2 separate regions of the Homo sapiens genome follow, and region 2 is linked to region 1. A link is a contact called in ENCODE Hi-C or POLR2A ChIA-PET data. All regions are on one chromosome and are shown on one strand. The core of a region is the stretch at or near the end of the contact, and the rest is flanking DNA. Distances in the headings are between cores, read along the strand shown. Region 1 overlaps MIR4280HG (MIR4280 host gene). Region 2 holds the start of MIR4280HG (MIR4280 host gene).

Evidence for each region. Hi-C counts contacts between places; a loop is a spot of excess contacts on that map. ChIA-PET counts read pairs that join two places held with the same protein, here RNA polymerase II (POLR2A). Pooled maps may share reads with other maps.
Region 2: a map of CD4-positive, alpha-beta T cell shows a loop between it and region 1 (4-fold over the local background). The contact joins the promoter of MIR4280HG here to the enhancer-like site in region 1. A Hi-C loop is called at or near these places in 15 of 168 maps with a recorded cell type or tissue (B cell, CD4-positive, alpha-beta T cell, CD4-positive, alpha-beta memory T cell and 11 more), 36 of 37 single-sample maps with no recorded cell type and 18 of 50 pooled maps. POLR2A ChIA-PET finds 5 or more read pairs at or near these places in 13 of 52 experiments (CD4-positive, alpha-beta memory T cell, CD8-positive, alpha-beta T cell, GM12878 and 9 more).

The regions. Positions count from the first base shown.
Region 1 is chr5:87,079,078-87,083,062 of GRCh38, forward strand. The region is part of intron 1 of MIR4280HG (MIR4280 host gene); the gene reads right to left. Among named protein-coding and RNA genes, the nearest start is that of MIR4280, 34 kb to the right of the region's middle. Within about 2 kb of position 2,599, at least 9 of the 41 ENCODE cell types and tissues checked have a DNase peak (open chromatin) inside an H3K27ac peak, as active enhancers do; they include B cell, CD4-positive, alpha-beta T cell, CD8-positive, alpha-beta T cell and 3 more, where a contact is called at or near this core.
Region 2 is chr5:87,120,467-87,124,532 of GRCh38, forward strand. MIR4280HG (MIR4280 host gene) reads right to left here and starts at 1,729. Exons shown (of 2, transcript NR_186582.1): 1 at 1,355-1,729. The region is part of intron 1 of LOC101929380 (a long non-coding RNA gene); the gene reads left to right.

The sequences.
Region 1 (3,985 bases), core at 1,349-3,848:
ATAATTTAAAGCAATGACTATGAGCACTCAATACTTCCCTAAATCGCCATCAATGGAAAAAAAAAAAAAAAACATTCTAGTTCTGAGGAGCTTTTAATGTAGTTTGCCAAAAACGCAATGCATACTGTTAAATGAAATGAAAAGAAACAAAACTAAATGTGAAAACTGTGATAATGAATTAAATGCTGGTTTTTCTTAATCACTGATATAACCTAAAATAAAGGACTAAGACAGGAAATGGGGGCAGTGGATTAAAATGTCACAAATGGAAAGCAGGATGCTGAATCTTGAGTTATGCATTGAGAGATTAGAGATAGAGAAGGAAGAACTGAGGTGGAGCCAGCCAGAGCAGAATCTGCTGAGCTATCACAGTGGGCCATGTGGCTAGGGAAGCTATGCAAGTAAATCTTAAGTGAAAGGAACAAGCAGTGGAAAAAAGCCTGCCTTAAAGCGAGATTTGCAACAACCAATCCTAGAATCACAAACTAGCGAATAGAGGCTACCTTGCAGTACTACTTTTCTTGTTTGCTAACACAAGTATTATCTTATACTTACTATGTGCTTACTCTAGTACTATTCTCCATAGAGATGGAGGTCTTGTCAACACTTTCTGTACTATTTTTTAAAATAATTACTGTATTCAACACTTTCCCTTGAGAAATGCCACTTGTTTGAGTTGCTATAGAAAGTTGTACACTTAAGAAAAAAATGTAATAAACTATAAGCGGGTAGAATTCTACTTTGAAACCTACACAGTTCTCTAAGTGGGGTGAGAGGAATAAAGGTAGTGGAGAACAAAGTACTTTCAAAAATTTGACCTACTCCCTGTAATCCCAGCACTTTGGGAGGCCGAGGCAGGCGGATCATTTGAGGTGAGGAGTTCAAGACTAGCCTGGCCAACATGGTAAAACCCTATTTCTACTAAAAATACAAAAATTATCCAGGTGGTGGTGGCACACACCTGTAATCCCAACTACTCAGGAGGCTGAGGCAGGAGAATCACTTGAGCTTGGGAGGCAGAAGTTGCAGTGAGCCAAGATTGTACCACTGCACTCCCGCCTGGGCGACAGAATGAAACTCCATCTCAAAAAAAAAAAAAAAAAAAAAGAAAACATTTAAGCTATTGTGCAAACCAGCACAGAAATAGAATTCTACAAAGTGAAAGGAATGAGCACATAGTTAATCAATAAAGGTGATGAGTTCTGCAAAACATAGAGTAGAGCTTCAGTACTAATATTTCAGGTTTGACAATAGCTAGTAACAATGTGGTCTCCACTGGAATACACAAATTAACTTTTTTAGTATTGTAGAGTGTATCACAATGTTTATGTTTGGAAAGTGCCTGAGTTCAAATCCTGGCTTCTCTACTCATTACTTTAAAGACAAGAAATTTATGTAATTGCTCTCTGTTTTCATCTGTGAAATGGAGGAAATATTATTATCTGCCTCATCTAGTTATTTTTAGGATTAAGATACTATTTGTGAATCACTTAGCACATTGACTGGCCCATAGCAGGAGCTTATTAAGTACAGTATAATTGCTATTAGGAGAATTTTTTTCTTCCCTGCCTAAATAAGGACTACTGGCAAATACCCAATTAATATTATTTCTGAAATGTAAATGATATGTATAGTAATATGTCCTTTGATTACTGGATTGCCAGTCACTGATATTTTGAGGTTCTTTCTAATTTCCTCTTTCAATCCCTTAGAAAGACTTTTTAGGCCTTATAGAGATTTAACATTTCCTTCAAACCATGAGTTGTTTGGCTATAATATATTCTACAAGTTTAACTGAGCACCTGCCATATTCCAGGAACTAAAGCAGTAATATTGCTTTACATATAATTTTTCTACATGTACCAAAACAACAAATTCCTTGGTAATAACCAAAAAGTTAATTTAAAATTAAAATGAATGGTTTAAAGAATGCAACTAAAAACTATAAAACTTTGTAAGACATTATTATCTCTTTCATTGTCAAGACACAAATTTACCTATTTAGATTTCTTTTAATAATATGTATGGAATTTCAGGTTATAACATCATAGCACCAACAAATAGATTATTACAGTGATATGTGTCTTAAGCAGTAAGACTGTATTGCATCAAGGAATTTCGCATATGTGGAAATATAAGCCACATAGGTCCATAATTTAAGAAATATCGAGACATTTATCAGTGCTTCCTTTCACCAGTATGACATTGTGCTATTGTTTGCATGTAAAATTATCAGCCACTAACAGTTTGAAAAACCCTTTCAGTTGTATCCAACAAAGAATTCCGTTGGAAAAGAAATGACATGCAAAGAATGTTCAGTATATATTGGATAGTAAGATGTAGGAATGAGAAAGTGTGGAAATGCATGAACTGTGATATATTTCCTTATTTATTCCTGTCACTTAAATTCCCCAACTATTCTCTCAAACTTAATAACAAAACATATCCTGACCTTTAACAACTTTCAAGGCTGAAATGTTAACCAACATTTTGCAAAATTCTTTAAACACTTCCTCTGGAAAACACACAGCTCAAAGTGCTAAAATTGTCTTCTATAATAACCACAACAGGATCGTAACAAACCTGCTTTTAAAAACCAAATAAAGTCTTCCGTGGGGGCGGTTCACCACTTCCCCTTTTTCAACATGCAGGAACTAATTTAGCTGAGAAGATAAAAGCAAGAGCTGCCTACATATGTACAAGGAAACTAGATCCTAGAACATAAAATTCCTCAGGGGCAGGGTGGTCTGGGCAGTTTTCAGTAAAAAGAGCTTTCTCTGACTTAGAATGTCACAAATGGAAGGAAAGGAGTCAGAAACATGTATGTATTTGCATTGAAGCAGACAGAAGAAGGGACAGAGGCACCCAAAACTACTTTCAGTTGTAACTATTTATGTGTTTTCCAATTATGTAATTTTATGCCCATTTTCAATTTAATGTCAATATAAAGATACTTAAGAATTCAAGACTAAGATGAAAGGCTACTCTCAAACCACCACAGTATCAGAAAAGTAAAGAGCCTAGAGTTTCTGTCAGAGGACCATACCCTCCCCTCCTTTCATAGGAAGAACTCATGAAATACTATCTCTTCCATAAACCCTTCACTCTTTCAGAAAGGTAGTCATTTATTACCATCCTAGGAGGTCTAAACATGCATGTAGGATGTGGTCTTCTCACCAGAAATCCCATAAAGTACATTCAGTTTGTTACTCATGTATAACTTCCCAACTTCATTTTTGTACTTATTCAACTTACTGGTTATCTACTTGATTATACGTCTGTGGGATATATTCAATGGACTCTGGTATATTATAAACTGCAAGAGTATAGGGCACAAGCCTCATTAGCTCAACATGTATATTTGCTAACAGTATCTTCATGTAATAAATGTTCTGTAGTTTTTAATATAATGACAAGAATAGAGGGATATACAAATACATAAAGGGTAGACTCTGGCCATCCATCCATCGCTCTTACTGAGAGGTTTTATGAGATTATCACCCAACAGCATGTGTCCCATCAGTTTTTCTATAGACTTTAAAAATTTTTTTTGCAAATATATGAGAGTCAAAAGCAATAAGTACTATTATCCTTTAAATACAAGAAAAAAATGTGCTCAAAATGTGTCTTCATTAGTGATGCTTACATGTTTGAATACTATTTGGTGACATTATTTACTCCTCTATTACTGTCACACAAATTATTTTTGAAAGGTGAAATTTAAGTACCAAATTAGGAGAAAATGTACATGCAAAATTTGATCATGTGAGAACATACATGCCTAGGCAGAAATAGGAAGTCAATTATGTATATAGTATGAATTTTCCCCTTTCTTAAAATTCCATATATATTCAGAACCCATGACTTCTTATTGACATATCAATGTAATATATCATCATATTTTCCTTCTATCTTCTTCATAAAATTTTTTCTGTACTGGATTCCATTGTATCAAATCATTGGGTTTTTTATCTATATATTTAAT
Region 2 (4,066 bases), core at 479-2,978, 41 kb after region 1:
GAACAGTGCCTGACACTCAAATAGGTTTTAAGCATATGAACAAATGCCTACCTGGTGATAGGCCTTGTGCTTGGGACTTTACCTGCATTAGCTCATTTAAGTCTCACACATCAACACAGATGAGGAAATCGAGATACAAAGAGTAAGTGTCTTGCCCTAGGTCATCCAGCCAATGAACAGCAGTGCCAGAATTCAAATCCTAGCCTAATTGACTAAAGCCAGTGCTATTAACCACCATGAAATGCTTCTTCACTAGACAGGAAACCAGACGATGACTATAGCATACAGTAATCTGAGTTTGGCACAACTCACTGTGATGATAGCATCATTCAGATACAAACTGGAGGAACCAGTTTTAAAGAAGGGTGAGGGGATGCAGAATATTAAGGGAAGCTGAGTGGTCAGGCTGACTCTATGTTATGGTATCAAATTTGGCTTGCCTGAATTTTAATTAGGACAAGAAATATTTCAAAGCACAAATGAGAAGTTATTTTCATCTCTGCTTCTCTCTTTAATTCAGAGTTCTCTAGAAGAAAAACAGGAAATGTTCCTATATTAAGCAAGTGGTATCAAAATCTATCATATCAGTATTGAAAAGCACCAGGTAATTTCTTAGATTCAGAAACCTCAATTTATCCCTAATGAAATACTAAGAAGGCTGCAATAACCAATTACTCAGAAACATTTTGGTGTTTCTTTGGCTGACTTAAACTGAATTATTTCTATATCCAACTGTTTCTATTAGTCATCACAAACTCAAAGACATTAGTTTATTCTGGTACTTTAAAAAATAATACACAATAGAAAAACAAAAACATAGGATGAATAAATGGGAGGAAATATATATCAATTAGTACCATTCATTTTTTATTCATTACTATGGTATTGAAGGACTTTGGCAGGTGACATTGTATATCCAGGCTACTAAGTCTATTTCTGAATGTTTCTACTGCATACCAGAGAAGAGTGAGGCAACAGAGACCAAACTGCCAGCCTTGGACCAGCTAGTAAAGAACGGAAATGAGTCATCCATTTTTCACCCACACTCTTGAAACTAAACCTGAAAAGGAAAAAAAGTTTGATACAAAATAGAACTTGTTTATTCCCCTATCCACATTTGCTAGAACAGTGCCTAGCATAAATGTTTATGGAATAGATGGTTTAATAAATATTTGTTGAATGAATAAACAAGTGAATTTTTTTTTTCTATTTTTCCCTCAAGCTACGAATATGCAGGAAGGCAAGAAAAAGAGAATAATGCTGATTGCCCACAGAACTCGTTTGCTGAGACTACAGACAGTTTTGTAGTCAAGATCCGCTTAGACAAGTAATAGGCATTTTAAACTTAACATACCTGGAGTAGAACTTCTAATTTCCTCCCTTATAAATTGTTCTCCCCCAGTCTTCTCTCAGTAAATGCATTTCCACTTCACGAGCAGCTCAAGGCAAAATCCTAGGGGAGATGCTTGATTCCTCTCTTCCCCTTGTTCTCTATATCCAAACCCTCAATATGTAGACCCTACTCCCAGAGTGTATCCAGAATCTAATTACTATTTCCAGTACTACCATGCTAATCTCACCACCATTGTCAAACACCTGCACTACCACAAAAACCTCTAACTTGTCTCTCCTCTTCTAAGTTTGCCCCTCTGCAATTTAATCTTCATCCAGATGAAAATGTGATCATTTTGAATCATGCATATTCTTTCCTTTCTCTCCTTATAATGCTGAAATCGCTTCCTGTTGTACTTAGAACAAAAGTCCAATCTGTCTCCTCTCTATCACTCTGACCTCATCTTCTGCAACACTGTCCCTTCTGTTGTCACCATGCTGGTGTTCTTTTTTCTTTTTGAACATACCATGCTCTTTCCCATCTCAAGGACTTTGCACTTGCTGTTTCTCTGTATGGAATGCCTTTTCTCCAAATCTTGACGTGGTGGAGTCCTCATCATTCAGGTTTTAGCACAAATACCTCCTTATCTAGGATGCCTTCCCTGACTAAAGCTGACCCTCTCTGCAACATCCACACACAAGGTACATTCTATCACATCACCCTGTTTTATTTTCGTCTTAGAACTTAACACTATCTGAAATTAGTTGATAAATATGTGTGCTTACTTCATTCATCTGTGTCTCCCAATGAGGATGTAATTTTGAAAAAGTAAGAATCTTATTAGTCTTGTTCTTCGTTACATCTCTTGGACTACAGTGAATATTTATTGAAAGAATGAATGTTTTCTGAAAGTCCTTGAGCAGTTTTTGTGGTTGGTTTTGATACTTTGTTGAGTGTTAATTGTTCATTATGTCATTATGTTAAAGGTCTCTGCAATTAGGATACAAAGTATAATTGAGACTGAGTCATTTTCTATTGGTTTTAGAGCAGAATCTGACAGTCCTCTCTTGGGAAAACACTTTTAAACTGCCACTATATCACAGAACCAATTCTGACATATCTATATCAAAAACTAATTTCCTCAATTCTGTGTGTATGGCATCCAAATTTTTTTTCTAAATATTACCTACATTTGGCATGGTCATCATAGCTAAATGATTATTTCAACCACACTTTTTCTGCTGCTTCTCTACCTTCCTTTTCATTTTTACATATATTGGTGATTTCCTAAATGTAAATGGTTGAGTTTAAATGCCAGCAGGGGGTAAAAAAAAGAAATTCTTTGCAAAGGTAGAGAGATTTGTTACTCAGCCAAGTGCTTCTTCAGTAGCTAAGTTCTCATTAGAAAGCTAACTTTTCAGAGTAGCTCAGAGGTGTCATTTAGAATTATTTCATTTTACCAAGCTAGCATGAAATCTCATGACACCCTGAGGCTACTTGTCCTGGAGTGTCACAAAATGACACTCTGTCCCAATCACCACTAAATAATATTAACTCCTAAGCCTGATCTTCAAAGTCTAAGAATACAGCCCACATACATCCAAGGAGAGGGTTTTTTTTCCTAAAAATGATTTTAAATGGTTTTTAGCTTATTGCAATAACCTAGCCTTCATATTTAAATTAGTTGCATTAGAGAGCTATTTGTCATTGCAAACAAAGCTGCATTTGTAGCTTTGGATTCATTTTACAGTACCCGTCATTTGTCCACCTGGCCTTCTACTTGTACACAAATCACAGCATAACTCTGACAAGATATGGTTGTTTTATTTGATTGTTTTAAGTTTTTAAGTTGGAGAGAAGGATCATAACATAACCTAAAAAGGAAGTATATAAATCCTAAAGAAGAAAAATTAAAAGATTTAGATATCCAAGAAAAAATAAAAATTAAAAAGAATCACAGCTATTCAAAAAACAATTCTTCAAAAATAAGAGTTAATAAAATAAGAATTTAAAAGCAATATCATATGTGATACAGAAAACTTGACTATATTATTCATTTTCCAATTCTGTTCAAATGCTAAGTTTTGCAATAACTTACTAATATGAGAAACAAGTGGGCACTAAAGCAACACTGAGATTATTCATTTATACTAGATAATGAAGTAGCAATGTCAAAAATTTCAAGTTACCAGTTAGAGGAGTCTTAAATGGCACTTGCTCCAAGACATGTCTTATTACTTAACATGAGAAATATGAAGACAGAAGACAATAGAGCAGCTTCAAGAACTTTTAAATCTATTTTGAAAAAACACATGTAAAGCCACATAGCCTAAGTGACAAATTAGTGCAAGAGATACTAAATTTTTGAGAGTGTGAACAAAAACTTTATATTACTTTTCCAACCTAAAATATTATTCAATAAAAACTCTATATGAAGTGTACCTTGCTCAATGTCTATCAATATTAATATTTTTAAAAATTAAAAACAGCAACCTTTATTTAGGAATTTATCCTATAAATATGCATCCACCTGGGTACAAAGATAAATAGTTTTAAATGCTGACTGCTGAAAATGTTCATCACTGAAAAGCATGGAAACAGCCTAGATTTCTGACAATAACATACTGAATACACTAAATATATTTATCCAAATAATGTAATACTCTGTAGTAATTTTTAAAGTGAATTAGAATTATAATTTATTGTTATCAAATGTCTAAGAAATACTAAGTT